2 separate regions of the Homo sapiens genome follow, and region 2 is linked to region 1. A link is a loop called in an ENCODE intact Hi-C map of the cell type or tissue named here. Cell type or tissue: PC-3. All regions are shown on one strand. Links, peaks and the distances in the headings refer to the core of each region. The heading gives the core; the rest is flanking DNA. Region 1 overlaps AK5 (adenylate kinase 5). Region 2 overlaps PIGK (phosphatidylinositol glycan anchor biosynthesis class K).

Region 1 (16,572 bases), core at 8,573-16,572:
CTGACCAGATGAACAAAGATGCTACAAACACAGAATGAGCTACTGTTGACTCCTTAATGCCCTGCAGGGCCCTTCATTTGTAGCTCCCCTCCAAATTACAAGCAAGAAATTCATTTGAAATTTGACAAAGACAAATGCAGACATCTGATTTTCCCCAGAGATTCAAAGTAATCAGCTTGGTTGAAAGCATAGTATTTCCCCTAGTGCATCAGGCCTGCAACTATGTTTGAGGTCCATTCAAGCCTGGAGAGGTTTTAACCAGCCCACAAAAATCTCACCAGCCTTTCTGTGTCACCGAGATTGATGCGTCCGATGCATTGGACCATCAGTTCCTTTAAAAATTCAGTTAGTTAGGCTGACACTTTTGCATACCTGTAGCTGAGTTCTCCGAGATACAAGGTCCTTTGAGGATTTCCTTGGACACTGCATATGACATCGCTAAAAATCAAATGCAAACTAATGTCCACAGCTTAAGGGTAAGTCTATGTGTGGTTTCTGTTACCTTCCTATCTTCTATTCCCCAAGCTGGTTTTATCCCTGTTGAATTACAACCTATACCTTCAGTTTACAGAATGATTACTGGGGGAGGGGCTGTGTATATGTACATGTATGTAATGCATGTATGCATGTAGATGTGTGTAATGAGGCAGAAGGAATATGAGGGAGGAGTCAGGGTTTCTGATCACCATCCTCATTCCCCACTCCAGCTGAGAACCCCTGGTTATAGTGACTCTGGTGTGAACAGGCCTGTATTTGGAGCCTGGCTTTGTAATTCATTGGCTGGTAAGCAAGTCAGCTAACTTTGTAGATCTCCTTCTCCTCTTCTACAAAATGTTGGTTGGAAATACATACCTCAGTGATTGTTGGGAAGATTGGATGGGATCCTTGACAAGTGCCTTTACACACTTATAAGCCTACATATGGTGTTCAATAAGTCTTTACAGTTTTTTTAATAATGTGTATTTTTTCTGACTATAGAAATAAAAATTATATAGTATGAAACAATACACAAAAATATAAAACAAAGAATAACTAACCACCCAGTGATAATACCTATTAATATTTAATGTATGTTCTCCCCAAGCTTTGTTCTGCCTGTTTTTGCTTAGTTAAAATCATACAGAACATAGGAATAGTAATTATTTTTTGAGTACTTACAATGCGCCAGAAACTGAACTTGATGCTTTACACATTTCATTTGATTAATTTTTACAGTCCTACTTAACAGGTGTTAGGACCCCCGTTTTATAGGTTTTTTTTTTTTTTTTTGAGACGGAGTCTTGCTCTGTCCCACAGGCTGGAGTGCAATGGCGTGATCTCAGCTCACTGCAACCTCCGCCTCCTGGGCTCAAGTGATTCTCCTGCCTCAGCAGCGGGGATTACAGGTGCCCACCACCACGTCCAGCTAATTTTTATATTTTTAGTAGAGATGGGGTTTCACCATGTTGGTCAGGCTAGTCTTGAACTCCTGACCTCGTGATCTGCCCACCTCGGCCTCCCAAAGTGCAGGGACTATAGGCGTGAGCCATTTTATAGATTCTTACCATCTTGAGAAGGGCTCTGTGCTTAGCCTGACTCCCTGGTGTGAAATTGAAATGCTTTCCTGTATTAAGCCAATCTCATACTCAACATCAGCCAAATTAACCACATATTAACAGAAGTCATATTAACAAAAGTCATATTAATGGAAGTCATATTAACAGAAGTCATATTAATGGAAGTCATATTAACAGAAATCATATTAATGGAAGTCATATTAACAGAAGTCATATTAATAGAAGTAGAATGCATGGGTTTGCTCTTGGCTTTTCCCTCCCAAAAGACTCTTAGCTGAAATTCTGCCTTTAGCCAGAATATGTACATAACTCTCGTGGAGGTGGGAATGATGGCTTCACAGTGATCCCTCTGCCTTACTACTCTCAACTATCTCATGACACTTCATTGACAGAACCAGTGTTTCTGTTTATAAGTGTATTCTAATCTTCAGAATGAGCTCTTAACACACACACACGTGCACATATGCACACATACACAAAGTTTGAGTCTGGCCAAGGGAATGTCCAGTTGGTGTGTTCTAGTTGTTTAGAATTGTGGGGAGCCCTGGAGGCCACATAGGATTTTTCACTTGAGATGTTTCTGCTCTCTTCTGATTCCCGGTTCACTGCAGAACTTAGAGCTGCGTAATGGTGTGTGGGGGGAGAAGTTATATATCAATTGAGTAGTATTACTATCATTAGGGTTGTGTATTCAGGAATGCTGGAATGACCCAGATATTCCTCCTCTAGTGAGGTTCCCCCAAGGGGACATACCTCAAGGTGAGAGCAAATGAGAAATAGGCATGCCACTTTCTTTTCAGCCAGGGCCCTTTCCTGCCAGCACAGGGAGACTCTGGTAAACATGCTGTAGCATGCGACTTAGGCTAAAAGCCTGAGTGAGGCCGCTGACTCTTTCTAGACCTAAATCTGACCAGTGGGATACTTTACAGGTCAAAAGGATGACTATGTTGCAAAGCCCACCTTAAATAACATTAGCTCCCATTTATGTAGTGTTTGAAGTGAGTCAGGCGCTTTACATGTACAAACTCATTTAACCCTCACAATAGTCCTGTGAGTCAAATACTATTATTATCCTCATTTTTAAATGAGGAAACTGAGGCATACACCAAGAATAAGATAGTTGTTATTCTCAACAAAGAGTTCCTGGATGGCATGGAGAGCTCCTGCCCACTGGTAAACGTGGCCTAACCCCCATTCTGACTTAATCAGAAGAAAACTAAGGTGGGGGTGGAGTCAGAGGGCAGGAGGGCAAACTTCTCCTCCCGCTCCACTTGCTGGAATGACCAAAGCAAAACCATGATCACAGTCCACAATGCTCATGTCCTTGTGCTGGTGGGCTGCCCTCATGCCCTGAGGGGTGCAAGGATGAGTGTGGTCCTGTGTCCGGAAATGGTGGGTTCTTGGTCTCACTGACTTAAAGAATGAAGCCGTGGACCCTCGCGGTGAGTGTTACCATTCTTAAAGGCAGCGTGTCCGGAGTTTGTTCCTTCTGATGTTCGGATGTGTTCGGAGTTTATTCCTTCTGGTGGGTTCGTGGTCTCGCTGGCTCAGGAGTGAAGCTGCAGACCTTCGCAGTGTTACAGCTCATAAAGGCAGTGTGGACCCAAAGAGTGAGCAGTAGCAAGATTTACCGCAAAGAGCAAAAGAACAAAGCTTCCACAGTGTGGACGGGGACCCCAGCGGGTTGCCACTGCAGGCTAGGATCTGGCCCCACCCACATCCTGCTGATTGGTCCATTTTACAGAGAGCTGATTGGTCCGTTTTGACAGGGTGCTGATTGGTGCGTTTACAATCCCTGAGCTAGACACAAGTTTTCCAAGTCCCCACCAGGGTAGCTAGATACAGAGTGTGGACACAAAGGTTCTCCAAGTCCCCACCAGAGTAGCTAGATACAGAGTGTTGATTGGTGCATTCACAAACCCTGAGCTATCCACAGGGTGCTGATTGGTGTGTTTACAAACCTTGAGCTAGATACAGAGTGCCGATTGGTGTATTTACAATCCCTTAGCTAGACATAAAGGTTCTCCAAGTCCCCACCAGACTCAGGAGCCCAGCTGGCTTCACCCAGTGGATCCTGCACTGGGCCACAGGTGGAGCTGCCTGCCAGTCCCGCGCCCTGCGCCCGCACTCCTCAGGGTGGATGGGACTGGGCGCCGTGGAGCAGGGGGCTGCGCTCGTCGGGGAGGCTGGTGCCGCGCAGGAGACCAGGGGGAGGTGGGGGGGAAGGCTCAGGCATGGCGGGGGCTGCAGGTCCCGAGCCCTGCCCCGCGGGGAGGCAGCTAAGGCCCGGCGAGAAATCGAGCACAGCAGCTGCTGGCCCAGGTGCTAAGCCCCTCACTGCCTGCGGCCATCCGGCCGGCCGGCCGGCCGCTCCGAGTGCGGGGCTCGCGGAATCCACGCCCACCTGGAGCTCTGCGCACGCGCCTGCAAGCGCTGCGCACAGTCCCGGTTCCCGCCTGCGCCTCTCCCTCCACACCTCCCTGCAAGCTAAGGAAGCCGGCTCCGGCCTTGGGCAGCCCAGAAAGGGGCTCCCACAGTGCAGCGGCGGGCTGAAGGGCTCCTCAAGCGCGGCCAGAGTGGGCGCCAAGGCGGAGGAGGCGCTGACATCGAGCGGGGGCTGTGAGGGCTGCCAGCATGCTGTCACCTCTCAGTCCCACTAGATCCCAAGAGGCAGCAGAGGCAGCTTCTGAAAAATAAAATAAGTGAGTAGGCACCCCACCCCACTCGCTCCCTTTCCCACGGCCCCACCCCCCTCTCCTGGTTCCATTTGGCCCACTCAGCTTCTTGCCCAAACTTCATTCTGAAGGCGTTGGCTCTCTCCATCAGGGTGAGGTCACCAAGCTTTGGGGTTACATGTATCTGCTTCAGGCCTGTCACTCACTAGTCCCTAGTGACCTTGGGAAGGTTAACCTCTGAGGGCCTCCATTTCCTCATCCTTAAAGTGGGAATAATCATACTTCCCGGCAAGAGCGCCAGAGGGCTTATGGGATGGCTGTTTGTAAAGCCCTTAGCACAGTGAAGCATAGCCAGCTGCTGAAATGTTGCTGATGGCATCTCAGCAGCCCTTCCAAGGGCACTTGTGCTCTAACTAAGGTCCCCTGAAAACCAAAGGCCATGGAGAATCCGGTGAGGCTGGTGCCAGAGCCCCAGGGTGCCAGCAGGGTGATGTTGGGGGCAGGCCAATGTCCCCAAGTCTCTGATTCATTCAGCCAAGGGCAGAGTTCTCTGCTCGTCTGCTTACTTGATGTTGAAGACTAACCACAGTCCGGTGAAAACAAGAGCAGAGCTAGGAACCAGACAGCTACTCCAAGGGACTTTCTAATGATACATAGCGAAGCATTTTGAAAAAAATTAGATGGTATCTCATTGAAACATTTCAAAAAATTTTAGGTATTAAAAACAAATGGTTCAGGTCACTTCCAAATAGAATAACTGATCGATAGCTTTTTATATAGGAAGAGAGTGCTGATTCCAGGAGAGAGAGGTTAGGTCAAACCCCCTAGTTTTGGCACAGGAAAATGGCTTGTCAGAGTAGCTTCTCAAACTATGATGCTGTGAAGACTCACTTAGGGATCTGGTTAAGATGCAGACTCTAGGCTGGGTGCGGTGGCTCACACCTGTAATCCCAGTACTTTGAGAGGCTGAGGTGGGTGGATCACTTGAGGTCAGGAGTTCATGACCAGCCTGGCCACCATGGTGAAACCCCGTCTCTACTAAAAATACAAAAATTAGCCGGGTGTGGTGGTGCACACCTGTAATCCCAGCTACTTGGGAGGCTAAGACAGGAGGATTGCTTGAACCTGGGAGGCAGAGGTTGCAGTGATCACATCACTGCACTCCAGCCTAGGCTGCAGAGCAAGACTCTGTCACCAAAAAAAAAAAAAAAAAAAAAAAAAACAGATTCTGCTTCAGCAGGTCGCGTGTTGTGCCTGAGAGTCTATATTTCTAACAAGCTTCCAAATGACATGCTGCTGGTCCGTGGGCCACACTTTGGGAATCAGTGTGGAAGAAAAAGCTACCTCTCTGCCCCGTGCTTATTTTGGTCTAAAAGGTCATTTGCTGCCGGCTCCTGCTCAGTGACATATAATCTCTGTTTGTACCTGTGTCCCTGAATTATCTTTCCTGTCCCCACAAATGGCCTGAAAATAACCCCACAATTGGAAAAATCGCCTGGCTGTCTCATGCAACCCTAACCCAAAGTTGTTTCAGGGAGAACATTAAGCCGCCTCCCAAGCTCGCCCTCTGCTGGTGAACAAGGGTCATTTTTTTCCTAAACCCTCACCCAGCCTTTCTTGCTGCACAAATGCTCTTTTTTTTTTTCCTTCCAATTAATACAGACAGAAAAGTCGCATGACCTATTCCAGAGGTTTATTGCACTGTTGTCGATTTTGGAGAATGTTTCCACTCTGTTCCTTAAAGTACACCCCTCAGAGGAGGTAGATAAATGTTTGACCAACACTGTCTGGCAACTCACGATATTACGAGTTCTCCGTGTTGCCTAAACATCCTCTTCTTGACTGAACTTTGTTCTCATCCCACCCCACACACTTTCTACAGTGGTGGCAAGCCTTCATTTACTCACAGCTCGAATGTGGCAAGGTCAGGGGGAGTAATGGTTTCCTCTGATCCAGGGTTGGAGGAGGATGCAAAGTAAGCATGTCCCAGAGACAAAAGAACATTTAAGAGAAGGATATGGAGATGGGGAGACTCATAACACAGATCATACCACCATCACTCATTCATTAAAACATTTCTTCATCACCTACTGTGTGCAAGACTTGGGACTAGGAGCAGAGAATTCTTAATCCCTGCACACGGGGAACCTAAGCCTCATAGAGGAAATAAGCGTAACAGTGAATCGTTAGTGAGTGTCTGCTGTATGCCAAGGAGCATACGTATGTTACCTTATTTAATTTTATTTCATCCTCACAGCAATCCTATGATCATCCTCATTGTATGAATGAGAAGACTCAGATGCAGAGAAGTTGAGTCAGACTTCTAGTTAATGAGGAAGTCAGTTTAAATGAACAATATGTAAGTCTGGCACAGTGGCATGTGTGTGTAGCCCCAGCTACTCCGGAAGCTGAGGCAAGAGGATCACTTGAGTTCAGGAGTTCAAGACTGTATAGTGCACTATAATTATGCCATGAATAGCCATTGCACTCCAGCCTGGGCATCAGAGCGAGACCCCATCTCTTACAAAAGAAAAGAAAATAAAAACTTTAAAGAACAATTTGTTATTATCTCTCGTGGTTCTGGAAGTTATGGGGCTCAGCGGGCTGGTTCTCACTTGGGGTTCCTTATGCAATTGCACTCAGACAGTGGCTGGGGCTGAGATCCATGTCTGGAGCCAGGGCTGGGATATCTAAAACAGTTGGGGGCTGGTAGGGCATCTCCGTCCACATGGCCTCTCCACATGGCTAACTTGGGCTTCCTCTCAGCCTGGCAGTCTCAGGATAGTTGGACATCTTAGATGGCAGCGGACTCCCCACTGCAGCAAGTGTTCCACAAAACCAGACAGAAACTGCAAACTTTCTTGTGACCTAGACTCTAAAAGCATGGACATTATTTCCGCTACAGTCTGTTGGTCAAAATAGTTACAGGTCAGATTCAAGGTGTTTCTGTGTCTCAGTGGGAGAGTAGCTTACAAGTAAAGTGAGATAACGAATTGATGAAGCCCATCCTGGAGACAAGTCATGACACCAGGGTTTGACCCTAAGCAGCCTGATTCCAGCCTCTGTGTGCTAAAGCATTATGCCCCACTCACCTGACACAGTACAGGCACAGCCACAGAATGCCACCTGTGGCTGTTATATCACGGTGGCTTGAAGGAGAAGTGATTAGCTGTGCCTCAGGTGGTCAGGAAAGGCTTCACATTAGAGGAAACACCCCCTCACACATACATACTCCTTTCTTCTCAGTGCAGAAGAAGACAGACAGTGGCTGCAGTGGGTGGCATATACTCGTCTGCATCACGTGAGGTGGCCTAAAAGCTGAGGGCAAGAGACAGCTCTGAGGCAGTGTGTAGAAGGGAACTGACCTGGAAGGGGGGAGCTATGGAGTCCAGTCCCAGCTGCACCATAGTGTAATGCTGGGACCTTGAAGGGAACCAGAAGGCCAAGAAAGGAAAAACCAGAGGCCCTGGGCCTTTCCAGAACATCAGCAGGGTGAGGTTTCTGACTGTGTTGTGCTCCACTCCCATCTCCAGATTGGAGACCCACAGTTGGTGATCTGTATGGACTGCTCGGCAGACACCATGACCAACCGCCTTCTCCAAAGGAGCCGGAGCAGCCTGCCTGTGGACGACACCACCAAGACCATCGCCAAGCGCCTAGAAGCCTACTACCGAGCGTCCATCCCCGTGATCGCCTACTACGAGACAAAAACACAGCTACACAAGGCGAGTCACTTCACTTTCTCCTCTGAAATGAGCCGCTTACCTTTTTTTTTTTTTTCCAAGAAAAGAGAAAAAGCTGAGAACATTTTAGTTAAGGGATCTGGGAATTAGAACTCTGTGCAGCTGCAGCACTGGGGCCAAAAGGCCCAGCACAGTGGCTTATGCCTGTAATCCCAACACTGTGGGAAGTCAAGGCGGGTGTATTGCTTGAGCCCAGGAGTTCAAGACCAGCCTAAGCAACATAGTGAGACCCCTGCCTCTGCAAAAAATTAGCTGGGTATGGTGGCACATGCCTATAATCCCAGCTACTCAAGAGGCTGACGTGGGAGGATTGCTTGAGCCCCAGAGGTGGAGGCTGTAGTGAGCTGAGATTGTGCCACTACACTCCAGCCTGGGCAACAGAGCAAGACCCTGTCTCAAAGAAAACAACAACAAGAATTTGGACCAAATTATGAATCCCTTACTCTTCACTTCTATTTCAATCAAAATTAAATATCTGTCGTCATATAGACCATAAAAAGGTGGTCATATAATTTTCACAGATCCCCTTATAGTTGCTGAAAACAACTCCTTTTTCCCAAAAAAGAGAGAGAGGGAGAGAGGAAGGGAAGAAGGCAGGGAGGGAGGGAGGCATAGATGAGACGTAGGCTCTGCCACTGACTCTGGACTGTGAGATTATTCACTAGAGCTAAGATTCAATGACTTTGAATTTCTATAATTTTACATCGTTCACAATTGGCTCTTGGCTCCTTTGCCTCAATTTCTTGTGATAACCAACATTTTTAGAAGAAGCTGCATATGGGGCCAGGAGAGCAGGTAATTAAGTAAAACAATGAAGATAGTGTGAGGAAATGAGTGTATCAACCTAGTGATCATGAGCTCTCTGCTGAGTCACCATCAGTTTTATGAATTTGGGAAAACTGCCCAGTCCTCATCCTTCCACTCATCCCATAACTATGTATCAGGAACCCATAGTCCATCAATTGCACTAGTGGTTTGGATGCAAATAAATAAGATTCTTGAATCCTTGCAAAGCTTAGGGTTTCAGTAGGAGAGAGAGACAAACGTGTGATCACACAATGAGATCAAAGCAAGCACAGAATGTGTGGCAAGGGCCCTTTCCTCCAGTGTAAGGGGAAAGGAAAGGATCCAGGAAGGTGGCCTGAGGAGGACTCGGCTGAGTCTCTGAAGCGGGGGTGCACGCCACACCAGAGAAGCCCCAAGTGGAGAAGGTCAGGAAAACCAAGTAACTCCACGAGGCTGTGACATAAAGTGCCAAGGAAAAGAGGGTTAAGAGATGGAGATGGAGAGGCAAGCAAGGACTAGATCAAGATGGATCATATGTAGGAGCAAATAATTGTCCTCTGAGTGATGGGAACTACCAAAGGGGCAGGAATAATCAGGATTTCAATCTAGAAAGCTCAATCCATCATCCTTATGGGGAATGGATGCAAGAAGGTAAGGCTAGGAGACCACTGAGAGGCTAGAACAGTATCCAGGAACAAATCCATAAGGATGACAGAGTGAGCTTTTGTCCAGGAACAAAATCCTGAGTACTCGAACTGGAGAAGGGAGAGTGGGATCTCTTGCTGTTCACAGGATAAGAGACATCATCAATAAATAACAAACTTGTCTCTGAGGAAGCTACATTACTGATTCCTTGGGGGAAAACCATTGATAATGAATTCTTATCTTCTAACTCTGTTAATGGTCCGCTTTCCAGAATCCTAAGAAACACTGGGTATAGAAGTCTGAAAGATGCCTCTGCATTTAACTGAGTGTCAAATATGTGGCATGAGAGACATAATCCCCTACTTCCACATCCATGGCCATTGCTAGTTGATCCCAGCACTGTTTCTCAGTCAGCAGGTGTGGCCTGAGAATGTTTGTCAACACAGCACTCCAGGCAGCTACTGCCAATTAATAGGACTTGATGTGCAACCTGAGACTTATTTGTTGTGCTTTATATAACCTCTGGCTGCCACATTTTAAAAATAAAGACTTCGATCTTTAATAACAGGGCCAAGTGCAATGGCTCACACCCGTTATCCCAGTTCTTTGGGAGGCCAAGACAGGAGGATTACTTGAGTCCAGGAGTTTGAAGACCAGCCTAGGCAACATTTCGAGACCCTGTCTCTCCAAAAAATGCAAAAATTAACTGGACTTGGTGGTATATGCCTGCAGTCCCAGCTACTTGGGAGACTGAAATGGGAGGATCACTTGAGCCTGGGAGGTCAAGGCTGCAGTTTGCCATGATCGCACCACTGCACTCCAGCCTGGGCAACAGAGCAAGACTGTCTCTCAAAAAAAAACAACAACAACAACAAAAAAAAAAAACATAAACAAAAGTGTTTTTGTTATATAAGAGCAATGTCTTAAGAATTCAGGGCTGCAAAGGCCTTTCCAAAATTAGATTGTCTAGTGATTTCCACCTTTTGAGCAGCCTGGAACATTAAAAAAAAAAAAAATCCTGGTGTGGTGGCGCGTGCCTGTAATCCCAGCTACTCAGGATGCTAAGGCAGAAGAATTGCTTGAACCCAGGAGACAGAGGTTGCAGTGAGCTGAAATCACACCACTGCACTCCAGCCTGGGTGACAGAGAGTCCCTGTCTCAAAAAATAAAAAAAAAAATTAAAAAAAAGAAAGGTATTTCTTCCACTTTTAAGATTTGTAAAGGTGGGAAAATTCCTAAGTAATTCAGGATTTAACCACTTTTAGAGTTGGAAAATCCCTCTTAGCTCTCTGTTGTATTATTCCAACCTGAATTCTACAAACTCACAAATGACTGCTCGTGAGTACAGGGTTGAGTTCTCAGACAAATCTGATTTCTGGAATCTTCCTTAGAGCTTTCTAAGTTAGTGGTGTCCAAAAGACCAGATTACAACACATTTAAAGATCTTCATTGGCTTTTATTCATGATTCTAGAATTGGGCAGACCTCAGGACCAGAAAAATGTTTGAAGAATAAGCCACATGGTCAAGCAATATTTATGTTTAGAAAACAGAAGTGAGGAACTGAGGTTAATTAGTTACAGCCTTATGTGAATCAGCTGGCTACCTACTATTGACTTAAGCTCAGCTGCTGGAACTACCAAAACTCAGCCATCTGTTACAGTGTGTACATCCAAGTTGTTTGTTTCATTTAGCACGGATGACTCCACGTTGGTTCGGCCTGTTGGGCCCAGAACGGGAGCCTAGTCCAAACCAATGGCCTCCTACAAATTTTATTTAATGGTGGAAAAGAGGTTTGCAGTCCCCTGGCTCATCTCTTCAACTTCCCCTGCATTTTGGAGATGCTGGCTGCTGGGTGCGTGGTGAGGTAACATTATGATCCACTGCACAAATATGTAAAACCTCTCCAGCCCGGACTGCAGAGCAGCGTGAGCTTCAGCCTTCAGGACTCCCAGAGAGTCTCAGGGAGGCTGCTTCATCCCACTGCCCCTGCCCAGGGCCATCCCCTACCCACACAGCTGCAAAGATGAACAGTCCTCCCTACACACCTAGCATAGAAACAGTGTGTGCTGGGCCCAGGAAGCTGAGATTTGTCTGCAGGTACCCGTGGGGTTTGCCAGTAGCTAGGGTGACAAGAGCGGGGACTGCAGGAGAAGCAGGGGAGGGGACAGGATTGTTTGCCGCTGGAGAGGGAGAAAGCCACTGGCCCACTCTGTTGTCTGGCCTCTGGGTTTTTGCCCAGTCCTCCTGCATCAGCTTAATCTCCCTTGGTTCCTAAGTAACAGCTTGTGGCCTGCTCCTGTGATGCTGTTTGGATTGTTTGCCCCTCCTCCCTGTTGTTTTACTGGACCCAAGACAGGGCTGCTCACCCAAGAGGACCTCTGGGTCACTTAAGGAGCTTTCTTAAAACTAGGTGGGGCTGGTGAATGCACTTCAAGAAAGCAAGTGAGATGAATCAGCAGTTCTGTGAGATTTATTTAGGAATTAAAGCCACAGGGGGGGCCAACCCATGCAGCCCACAAATAGGCCACAAGCACCGCCCTCAGGCCTCTACCCAGCAATGCTGACATTGAACCCATCATCTGACACCCTCCATCCCCCACTCCATGACAAGTCAGCCCTTTGGCCACCAGCTAGCTAAGGAAAGTGCAGCAAAATTTCAAACAAAGATAATTTTTAAAGCAAAGCAGAATTTATACAGCCACTCCCTTATTCTTTATGTCATCATAATGCCATCCTTGTACAATAAAGTTAGAACTTCTTGTAACGTGCACACCAGAGATGGAAGTACATGTGATACAGGTGTATCCCTTTCTGCCTGTTTTTCTCCCTCTCATAAAGCAGAGGTTTGCCCTGCATCTGAGAAAGAATTAGAACAGAACTTTCCTCCATTTCATTCCCCACCTCACTACACTTGGGCCAGGCAGCGTTCGCCAGTCATGGCACTTCCTACCAAGTCTGAATGCTGTCTCAGAAACTTGCTCAACACAGCCGTATGGACCATCACCCCCAACTGACTAGAATTAGCCTACAAGAAGAAGTTTTCTTTCACCTTAGTGAGATAATTTATTATGGCCATAAGTAACTGAAATGTAGCATTTGGGGATGAAAAGCACAGTTACCAGCCAAAGACTCCCTGGGGGATGGCGGGGGGAATATGGGCCTGTGCATCAGAAAGCCCCAGGCACACTTTCATCAACTTCGGTGAGTCATTTTACTGCTTCACCTCTCAGTTCTTCTTCCTAAAGTGGATAGAACACGATCTACTAGAATTGACCAAGTCTATTATTATAAAAGTAACACATACTTGCTTTATAAAATATAGAAAACTGGTCAGGTGTGGTGGCACATGTCTATAATCACAGCAGTTTGGGAAGCCAAGGAGAGTGTGGGTCACTGGAGCTTAGGAGTTTTTTTTTGTTTGTTTCTTTTTTTTTTAGAGATGGAGTCTCGCTCTGTCACCCAGGCTGGAATGCAATGGCGCAATCTTGGCTCACTGCAACCTCCACCTCCTGGGTTCAAGCCATTCTTCTGCCTCAGCCTCATGAGTAGCTGGGATTACAGGCACCCACCACCACACCCAGCTAATGTTTTGTATTTTTATTAGAGATGGGGTTTCTCTTATGTTGGCCAGGCTGGTCTCGAACTCCTGACCTTGTGATCTGCCTGCCTTGGCCTCCCAAGGTGCTGGGATTACAGGCGTGAGCTACCACGCCCAGCCAGGAGCCTAGGAGTTCTTGACTATCTTGGGCAACATGGCAAAACCCATCTCTACAAAAAATACAAAAGTTAGCCAGGCGTGGTGGAACACATCTGTGGTCACAGCCACTCAGGGGACTAAGGTGGGAGGATTATTTGAGCCCAGGAGGTTGAGGCTGCAGTGAACCAAGATAGTGCCACTGCACTCAACTGGCGAGATCCTGTTTCCAAAAAAAGAAAAAAGAAACAAAGAAAATGTAGAAAACTAGGTAGTCCCACCACTCAGAGGCAAACATTGTGGGGCGTTTTCACCACATCTTTTTGCTGTGAATTTTAAAAACATGATTGTGATTGTAGGTAATACTGAGCCAGACTCTGTGGTTGTAGGTAGCAGGTGCCAACTCCCGCTGGCCTAACCTGAAACACAGAACTTCATTATAAGGTTAGAAGACTCAAGGCTGAGGCACAGCAGGCCCTAGAAGGCGTGTGGGATCAGGCCTAAAAGGCTCACAGTGCTCCCTACTGCTTCACAAACACCGTTTCCTTCTCTCTAAGCTGGGTTTTTTTTCTTTCTCTGGCTTATAAGCCAGAATATGCCCACCTGACAGCTTTCGCATTTGCACATTACCACGGCACTCTGATTCCCAGCTCCAGATTCCTGAGAGAAATGATGTGGTTGGCCTTGCTTTGCTCAGGGTCTCCTTGGCTCTCTTAGCTGTGGACAGGCAGCTGGGGTCACAGGGGGCTTTTTTATTTTTTTCTGTACTTTATTGAGTGCATATGGTATGTGTGGGACACGACACTTGGTGCTGGGGACACAGCAGTCAACGTGACAAAGCCCCTCACTGAAAAGAGAAAAACAGGCCAGGCACGGTGGCTCACACCTGTAATCCCAGCCCTTTGGGAGGCCAAAGCAGGCAGATCACAAGGTCGGCAGTTCGAGACCAGCCTGGCCAACATGGCAAATGTCTCTACTAAAAATATAAAAATTCGCTAGACGTGGTGGTGCGCATATGTAATCCCAGCTACTGAGGAGGCTGAGGCACGAGAATTACTTGAACCTGGGAGGCGGAGGTTGCGGTAAGCCAAGATCACACCACTGCACTCTGGCCTGGATGACAAAACGAGACTCGGTCTCAAAAAAAAAGAGCAAAACCGTATACAAGAAAATAAAGCAACCACTAACAAGTTCTGTGGATAAAACAAAACAGAATGCATTGTTGGGAGTGAGCACTGTGGGCAGCTGTTTGGAAAGTCTGAGGAGGTAGCATTTGAATTAGGACCTGACTGATATAAACATGGTTACCTGGGACTCTTCCCTGTGAAGCAGATGGAGGACAAGGAATACCCAGAGAGAAGGGCTCGTTGTGAGCTGAGAGAAACCACAGAAATAGCTATCTCAAGTGGCATAGGCAGAATTGTATCAAATGATATTTAAAGCCTCTTTTTTTCCTAAGTATAAGTAACAACTACACATTGTTTAAAAAAGAAACAAACTAGAAAATTTAAGACTATAAAGGTAAACATTAAAATTATTGAGAATTATTCCACCCAAAGATAATCACCAATGAACATTATGATATATTTCCGTACATTTTGGTTTTTTTCCATTTTTATATACATTTTGTTCATGGCATAATTAGCCCAGAAACACCCCAGGCCATAGATGAAGAGGGCCTGGTAACAGATTATTTCTGTCCCTGCGTTATTTGCTACTCTTAACTGATTAAAAAAATAAAAAGAGAGCCCAGTGACTCATTAAACATGAGTTTTGCAGACAGACAATCAAGTTCCTTGGCAACTCTGCTTTTGTAGAGGAGATAATAAGCTTTTTTCCTCAGCAATTCTGCTGCTGCAGTGTCTCAACTTTGTAAATAGTTTGACCGTTTCCATTAGGTCCTGAAATGCAATGGTCCACATTGTTCTGGTCACCATGCTGTCAGGAGAAGCCCTATGAATTGAGGCAAGAAGAGTGAGAAGTTTCTGCAGTTTCTGGTATTACTGAGGAAAGTGGAAGCAGAAGGTACCATAAGGTCACATTTCACCGCTTGGTTGCAAAATCTACTGGGTAATTCATAACTGACTGGATCCCCAAGTTTGGAGTCTAACACAAGTAAAGGAAAACCCAAAATTACTTGTATACCTTGAATTCTCTGTACTAAATTCTTAATTTTGATTCTTCTTTCAGTTGGCTAAAGTAACTCAACTAATTTTGAGTTCAATTTCTCATTGAATATCTGAGAATGCCATTATAGTGGCTTCACACACAAATGACAGTTTGACTGGACATAATTTAAGTCATAATAATTATTTTTCTACCAAAAGTCAGTAAACATTGCTCTATTTTTTTTTTATTGTTTGTTTTGAGACAGGGTCTCTCTGTGTTGCCTAGTCGGGTTTGCAGTGGTGCAATTACGGCTCATTGCAGCCTCAACTTCCCTGGGCCCAAGTAATACTCCCACTTCAGCCTCTCAAGTAGCTGGGACCATAGACATGAACCACTGGCGATAGGGAGCAGTCCAAGTTTTCAGAATTCTTGTGACTATTCTCATTTATGGGGGTCTTCAGGAGTATTTTCGTAGGAAGCTGGGAAGCTGTATTGGGATGCTGGCCAGATTCCATGCGAGGTAAGAGCAGGGACAATGGAGGGAATATTTTCCATCTCCGGTTAGTTGAATCTGCAGGTGCAGAACTTTGGATACAGAGAGTAGACTGTATATATTTATGTGTGTATGTGAGAGTACACACACACACACACACACACAGTCATGCATCATTTAACAGTAAGGATACGATCTGAGAAATGCATCATTAAGCAATTTTGTCATTGTGCAAACATCAGAGAGTGTACTAACACAAACCTAGATGGTATAGCCTACTACACACGACAGCCTGTCACTGTATTGAATACTGTGGGAATTGTAAGACAATGGTAACCATTTGTGTATCTAAACATATCAAAATATGGCAAAGATACAGTAAGAATACAGAATAAAAAATTTCAGTGGTAAACTTGCTGTATAGAGTGTTTACCATGAATCCAGCTTTCAGGACTGGAAGGTGCTCTGGATGAGTCACTGAGTGAATGTGAAGGCCTAGGATGTTACTGTATACTACTGTAGGCTTTATAAATGCTGTACAGTTAGGCTATGCTACATTTGTAAAATATTTTTCTTTCTTCAATAATAACTTTGGCTTACTATAACCTTTTTACTTTATAAGCTTTTAAAATTTTTTCACTTTTGACCGTTTCATAGAACTTAGTTTAAAACACAAACACATTGTACAGACGTACATAAATATTTTTTCTTTATATCCTTATTCTATGTTTTTTTCTATTTTAAAAAAAGTCTTTTTTTTTTTACTTTTTAAGCTTTTTTTCTTAAAAACTGAGATGGAGACACACACATTCGCCTAGGCCTGCCTACACAGGGTTAGAATCATCATGCCACTGTCTTTACCTCCGTATC
Region 2 (8,000 bases), core at 1-8,000, 370 kb before region 1:
ACAGTCATATGCATGACAGCTTCCAACTAAAGAGATGCTTAGCAAGGGTTACTAACAATCATCCTTAATGTGAGTTGTTACAAATTTTATGCTAATCATAATTTCAGCGATTTTTTTTTCCATAGAAGAAATACGTCTATAACATTAGGGGCCAAAGAATGAGCTAGAAAGAATAGGTACAAGTTGAAAAATAAACAGATGTTCATAATCTCCATAATAATAGCTAACTTGGTTGGAGGGACACTTATTTCCTCTAAAAAAGATGCTAAATAACAAGAGATGGAATCTTAAAAGGTTAACTATTTCATGTTATAGAATAACTCTCAGTTTTTCTTTTAAAAACAACCCAGTTCAGAGGAAATAACAAATGTAAATTTAAAAGAGTCAAAGAAATTGTCAAAATAAGTTAAAAATCTTAAAAAATAAAAATTACAAATCTACGAACCATGTGAAAATTAGGTATGAATATAGCTTATGAAAAGAAGTAATTTGCTAATTACCGTCTTTTCTGCCACATTTGTTCAAAAGCATCCGCGAGTTCTATGTTGGTAATTTCTTCAGAATCTTGAAATTTTAAGAAACCATTTCCACCATGCCCTTGTATAAAGAGTAAAAAAGATCAATAGATTTTTTAATGCAAACTGCATATATCTAGATATATACATTTACTTCATTCATTACATTTTGACATCGCTTGTTATTTTATACTCTAAAATGTATACTATGAAAACAAACAAATTGAATTTTCTACTATGCCAATTAAAAAGAGAATGATAGACTATATAAAATAGCAGATATAATATCTTTAATAGGGTTTCTAATATTCAATTACAGAAACCTATATTTATGCTCTTCCACTGGCTCCATTATTATATCAGAAATGAGTTTCCATTCACAAAATGTTTCAAATACCAGGCAAACATTTTTGATGAGAAAGAAGCTGAAGACATTAGCTAGTCCCACATTTTTACTACAAGAGGTGGAGCAGAAGATTGTGCTATTTGTATGCAATCTAGAGGCAGGTTGCCTGGATTCAAATGGTAACTATGCCATGTTAGTTTAGGAAAATAATTTAATATTTCTATGCTTCAGTTTCCTCAGCCATAAAGTGAGAAATGTATCTGCAACACTATCATTAGCTTACTTATACAGTTGCTTTGCACAGGTTTTTAAAAGGTACTTTCAACTGGGCATGAAAGTAGAAAAAAAAAACTAGTCTCCTCACCTTCCTCTTGGATACATGCAGCCCTGCAGGCTTACAAGTGGTTAGTTGACTATGCCTTTGTGGGAGAAAAAAGTATCCCTCCCTTCCATTAGAATACAACCCTGTGGTAGGGCAGATCGCTTAGTAAGTGTAAGCACATACGAGATTTCAGTTCCCACTTAACACCCTGGCCAGATTCTTGGGTGCACTATACAACCCACACAACCACATACAGCAACCTTGAATATCGGCACCTAAGTCAATGCACTGCTGTGAGAATGAAATGAGTTAATAGCCACAATGATTTAGAATACTGCCTGACGTATACTATGCCTCCATAAATATTATTATCATATTATCATAATTATCAACGTTTTTATTCTCTTACAGACCCTGGCAACCTTCTACAAAAGATCAGGTAGTAAATATTTTTGGCTTGTGAGCCATATTGTCTCTAGCACAACTACTGAACTCTGCTGTGGTAGTATGGAAGCAGTCACAGAAACTGTGTAAACCAAATGGATGCAACTGTGTTTCAATAAAACTTCCAAAACAGGCAGCCAGTTCACAGGCCATAGTTTATCAAATCCTATCTTCAACTACTGGAATTTGTTCCAAGCCTGCAGTTACCCTGAAAGAGTTCCAACAGAATCAGGAAACAAACAAAAAATAATAATAATAAATCCTTTAGTTTAGTACATCAAATAAAGCTAAGCTACAAAAAACTGCACTTCATCTTGTTTGCCATAAAAGCTTGAAAATTCCTTGTAATTTTCAGATAAAGTAAAATAAAATTTTTCCTGGCTTCATTAACTCTATTGAGTTAATTTATAAAGTTTATAAATTAAGCCTTGAAAGTTATAAATAAATGCAACACGATAGAGAAAAGCCACTAAGTAGGGGTCATTAACTATGTTGACATGTGATATCTAAGAATCATTCTGCACCTGCTTTATCATCAGTTGAATGGAATGCCCTCCAAAAAATTTATAGAACATCTTTTGATTAACATCCATATTTACCGAATACTACTACAAGACAGGCAACTGGTGATAAAAAAAAAAAAAAGCAAGAAATATATAATCAATGACATCTTGGAATTCAAAATACAGTGAAGGCAACAGATACCCAAACAATAAAGTAATAGTAAGTTAAATGCTATGAAAGAAACTAAAAATTAACATGGGCATGCACAGAGGAAAGTCCAGACCAGCCAAGGAGAAGAGAAATATCTTTAGATAAGAAAAATGTAAGCTGTGTTATTCATACCAATTCTGAAGGAGAAAGCAGAAACTATTAATAATAACACTGGGACAACAGGTGTAAACTACAACTGTCCCAGGTAATTGGAAACATCAGTCACCCTAGACTTAGAAAGGAAGTCATGGAAGGGAGTGACTCCTGAGCTAAAACTAAAACCATATGGAATAATCAAGCAGGCAAAGTGGACTGAAAAGACGTCATAAGCAAATGCAAGAGCTTAAACAAATGTTTGAAGGACAGAACATTCAAGCTTGGAAGAGAATTAGAAAAAGTATTAAGAACTAAGACAAACTAAATAATATAGCTAAATCATTACATATATTATTATGTGTAATACATATGATAACTATATTATATTATGGTACACTTTATCTCCAATATTCCTCAAAGTATAATCAAAAGACTACTGTATCTCATATCTGAGGAGTATATCCACAATGCAATTTCATGAATCCCAACCCAGATGAAAATTAAGTAAGAATTCTAAAATAAGGCCTAAGTATCTACAGTTGGTAATCTTCATGTACAGCAAAATTTGAGATGGAAAACCATTATAAAGTTTTAAGCAGAAGAGGGACAGATTTGCAATTTCTATTAGACACTTTCACAGGATGATTAGCAGGAGAACAAAACTGAAGGATGCTGTAGCAGGATACCAAGCAAAAGGTGCTAAGTTTACCAAGTCAATAGTAAAAAAATATAGAGATAAGAAAATCAGGAACAGCACAAAATGTTATACTGTTTTCAGATATCATCTCAAATAGTTCTACATTATGGAAAATATAACTACATGAGAAACCATTTTAACCAAAAATCATTTCACGTGTTTAAATTTCTTTCCATTTGCCTTTCTTTTCAAAGAGTTTCAATATACTCTACTATAAAAACTCTAAATTATGAAATTACCTGTCATATAAATTAGAATATTGCTTCTGTCATCAGAAAGAAGACGTTTTGACCGAGGAGTACTAGGTGGGATCCTCCCAGTTAATACCCGTAAAAAATTCTCCACAGTTACCTAAGGGGGAAAAAACAAGAAAAATCAGATGAAATAAAACCTGGGAAATCTTGACAAATTACTTTTTACTTTCAAAAATGTTCATTGTTCTTTCTCCATATATTACTCAGCACCAACTGAAAATAAAACACCCAAAAATTATATAACTCAATTAAAATATATTCATTTAAACATATACCTCCAAGTAACTTTGTTACTATTTTTAAAAGTACTAAAAACTAACAAAGAAGGCAGGCCATGGTGGCTCATGCCTATCAACTCAGCACTTTGTGAGGCAAGGCAAGAGGACTGCTTGTGGGCAGGAGTTCAAGATCAGCCTAAGCAACATAGTGAGACCCCATTTCTATGCACACACACAAAAAATGTTTAAAATAGCCAGGTATGGTAACATGCTCCTGTAGTTCTAGCTACTCAGAAGGCTGAGGCAGAAGGCTCATTTGAGCCCAGGAGTTCACCACTGCACTCCAGCCTGGGCAAGAGAGCAAGACTATGTCTCTTAGAAAAAAACAAAAAACAAAAACAAGCAAAGTAAAACTACCTTGGAGAAAAATAAGTTCTGAATTTAAAACTTTAAATGCTATGTGAAGTGCTGCCTTTAAAAACTACTAAAAAGCTGCAAAATTATTTATCTGGCTGGGCATGATGGCTCACACCTGTAATTCCAACTTCTCAGGAGGCTGAGGCAGGAGGATCACCTGAGGCCAAGTGTTCAAAAACAGCCTGGACAACCTAGTAAGACCCCCATCTCTGGAAAAATAAAATAAATTAGCCAGGCAAGGTGGTGCACACCTGTAGTCCCTGCTACTCAGGAGGCTGAGGCAGGAGGATCACTTGAGCCCAGGAGTTCAAGGCTGCAGTGAGCTATGACATGGCCACTATACTCCTACCTGGGTGACAGAGCAAGACTCCAGCTCTAGCAAAATAAAAAATAAAAATTATTAATCCCTCTGCATAGGCAATTCTGTGGGAAGATACAAAATATAAGAATTTTTAAATAAATTCAACTACATTATTGCAGCTAATCTGTACAACTACTTAGTCAATTATAGATTAACCATGAAATAAAATAGTTCCATGTTCACTACCTGGGTGACAGGCTCAATCATACCCCAAACCTCAGCATCACACAATATACCTTTGTAACAAACCTGCACATATATCCCCTGAATTTAAAATAAAGGTTGAAAAAGAAAAAAAAAAAGTTCCATATATATTTCCCCAAAATTACGTATCTTTAATTTTTGAATGCACTTTGTTGCTCAGATTTTGTTAGTGGTATCTTTAACATGTAAAAAATTCATAACACTTTAAACGAGATTTTCCCAATCTAGAATTTCTATCCCTCTGGGATTCTTTGAAGGCATATTTAAAGTTATAGAGAGTAAAACACTGATTTAAAGCCAACAGCTGAGTCATATATTATGCATATCTACATTTAAAAAGTAGAAAATCTATCCAGTTTTCTTGTTCAACTATTTCCTAGAACATGAGTGTATAAATTGTATGTATACACATTTGTGCGTGTGTAAACTGTTTGATTTACATTTTTCCTGCAAGACAGCAAAATGCTAATTGTTTTAACAGGAATTCTTGTTGGCCAACAAGGAAGGAAAATGTTTGGCCTATATTTTCCTAAAATATGACTAAATAAACAAGTAAAAGGTTAAACATACATATTTAATTCAATGAGCCAACATTTTTGAGTGCCTAACACCAGGCTCTAGGTACTTGCCAGCTATATGATACATGAGACACAGGCCCTCTTAGCTTACAGTCTAGGAGGAGATAGATATGCTTTTAAAATTGCTTCAAAAGTGGTCTAGGAACACACAGGAAATTGTGTCTTACTTTTGGTAGGCTTGGTAAAAGGGGAAGGATTATCTAAGAAGACTTCATAAAAGAAGACTTCAAATATTAAGCGTATTCACAATCTTTTATATTTAAAATGAAGTTTCAAAGGGAGAAAATAGAGTATAATACCATTTTTTACATTTACATTTTTATTTCTTATCACATATTCATAAAAAACACTGGAAGTATATTGAAACTATAGTCACTATAGTTTTTCCACAATTAATACAATTACTAAAACTAATAAACTTGGAATTTTAGGTCAAATATGAAAAATACACATTTACTATAAAATATATTTACTGTAAAAGAAAGTTGACACAGGAAAACTCACTATAATACTCTAACATTGAAGCCAATATAAAGTTTTTCTGTCCTAGATAAAAACATAAAATGTTCATGTTTTAATATTTTACTTATATATCATTGCCTTAATATGAACTTCAGAGAAGTTACATCAAGGCTTCAGTGACAATTAAATTTAAAGAAAAATAATAAGACAATTTTATTCTGCCATTGTTTTAGAGCCTAAAAGTAACAATGCCATTTTAAAAATGTGGCTAGATTAAAGAATTTACCTCGTAACTTCTATAATCCACTTCCACATCATCTCCATACACATTTAGTTCCATATTCTTGTGACTAAACACTGTAGCTGGTTTGGGATTTCTAGGATTACAGGCCATATCATCTGCAAGCATTAGGACAATGTGACTAGGGAAAAAAAATCCAGTAAATATATAATTTAGATAAAAGGAAAAAGTTAAACACAAATTTATTTATATCATGTAGCTACTGTGTTCATTTTTCTCCTCCTTAAAAAAAAATTTTCAACTACATAGTTGAAGGCAATTTAATTATTTTTTTCATATCCTTGTGTACTATATATTTTAAAGTAGAGAAATTAGTGCAATCTGGCATAAAGTTATGAAGGCACTTTAATTATTTTTTTCATATCCTTGTGTGCGATACATTTTAAAGTAGAGAAATTGGCGCAATCTGGCATAAACTTATGAACAGAATTTCAAGTTACAATGTTTTTCTGAACAATGTATACTTTATGCCACATAGCAAAGGGAAGCTAAAGAAACTGTCTTCCTTAAGCATCAAAAATATTTTTTAGTAAAATTTTACATTCTCAAGACTTACAGAGTCCACGTTAAACTATGATGTCCCAAAGAATTTAACTTTCAGAATCCCAAATGCTTGAGTATAAAAACATGCAACTGATCAGCAAGTACAATCAGTTTAGCACAAGAGCACACCTCCAAGCCAATCACTCCTCACAAGATCCACAAATCCACTCCATTTCCCTAACACCAGCAACCACCATCTTCTGGCTAGATGCTGGAATAGCTCCCTACCTGGCATCCTGCTTCTACTCTCACCCTCTTTCAGTTCATTCTCCTAATAGCCCCCAGAGTGATCTTCCTTAAATAAGTCAAATTATTAAATGTTCCCACTTAAAAGTTTCCAAGGACTCCCCATTATATCTTTTTTTATTTTTATTTTTGTTCACCTGCAGTTCCATGCATCCCCATTGCATTTAGAGAGAAACTGCAACTCCTTACATCATCTAAAAGGCTCATATAATCTGGTCTCTGTCTCTCCAACTTCAGCCTCTACCACCCACATTCTCTATGCTACCTCCACACTGGCCTTTCTGTTCTTAGAATATGCCAAGCCTTTCCCACTTAAGTGGCTACTGACCAAATTTAGACTTCACTCCTCCCAGATCTTCATATAATTCCAGCCTTAGCTATGGTACTCTATCTTATTGTGTGTTTTATTTTCTTCAGGACATCTATGAATCTGAAATCCCCATCATCTCCTATCACCACCACCCCCATTAGGATATAAGCTCTCTGAGGGCAGGGGCTATATCTGTCCTGTTCACCACTGTATCACTCATACTACATACTAGGGCCTGACATACAGTATGTACTCAGTAAATAATTTTAAGTGAATGAAATGTTTTAATTTTTGCATATAATTTCTTTAGAAGGAAATAAAATCTCTCTTTGATACTTCTCATCTTCACTCTACCATTAAAACTGGTGAGTAACAATCAGGAAATTCTCCATTCTACCATATCTTGAGTTTCCCAAGCATAAGGGAAAAATTAATGTGGCATACGTAATTAGTTTGGCAGGAGACAGCAAGAAGAAAATGTTCTGCTACATATGTTCCAAATACATTAAAGTTCAAAACTGAAACATTATTTTTCTTGAAAATTGGCTAGATTTCTACTTTGAAAGTGTTCCAACCCTGTCACGTTCAAAGATCAGATCTTCAGCTGTTACTGATTCATTTTCACAGAATAGTGAGTCATTCCTCTTAAAACAGAAAATACATCTTCTCTTTTTTAAAACTTGAGATCATTAATTTACATTAAATAAATATCAATCATATATTCCTTTGTTAAACAAGACTGAATTGACCTCCAAATGGCAATATAAAAATGAATATTTCTGGCCAGGCACAGTGGCTCACGCCTGTAATCCCAGCACTTTGGGAGGCTGAGGCGGGCGGATCACGAGGTCAGGAGATCGAGACCATCCTGGTTAACACAGTGAAACCCTGTCTCTACTAAAAATACAAAAAAATTAGCCGGGCATGGTGGCAGGCGCCTGTAGTCCCAGCTACTCCAGAGGCTGAGGCAGG

The links. Peaks named below come from ENCODE experiments on the same cell type or tissue, not always from the same donor. Only the 100,000 strongest peaks of a DNase experiment are listed, where the experiment ranks them.
Region 2: it touches region 1 in a loop (2.8-fold over the local background); 18 of 110 quality-filtered maps call a loop at or near these places.

The regions. Positions count from the first base shown.
Region 1 is chr1:77,528,083-77,544,654 of GRCh38, forward strand. AK5 (adenylate kinase 5) reads left to right here. Exons shown (of 14, transcript NM_174858.3): 13 at 7,765-7,956. Among named protein-coding and RNA genes, the nearest start is that of ZZZ3, 150 kb to the right of the region's middle. In PC-3, for the core only: no CTCF peak of the experiment used is centred there; DNase peaks (open chromatin) are centred at 8,909, 11,299, 11,849, 12,609 and 2 weaker places; H3K4me3 peaks cover 1,523 bases; H3K27ac peaks cover 5,634 bases.
Region 2 is chr1:77,163,346-77,171,345 of GRCh38, forward strand. PIGK (phosphatidylinositol glycan anchor biosynthesis class K) reads right to left here. Exons shown (of 11, transcript NM_005482.3): 4 at 5,915-6,050; 5 at 3,374-3,485; 6 at 501-597. Among named protein-coding and RNA genes, the nearest start is that of PIGK, 52 kb to the right of the region's middle. In PC-3, for the core only: no CTCF peak of the experiment used is centred there; no DNase peak of the experiment used is centred there; H3K27ac peaks cover 323 bases.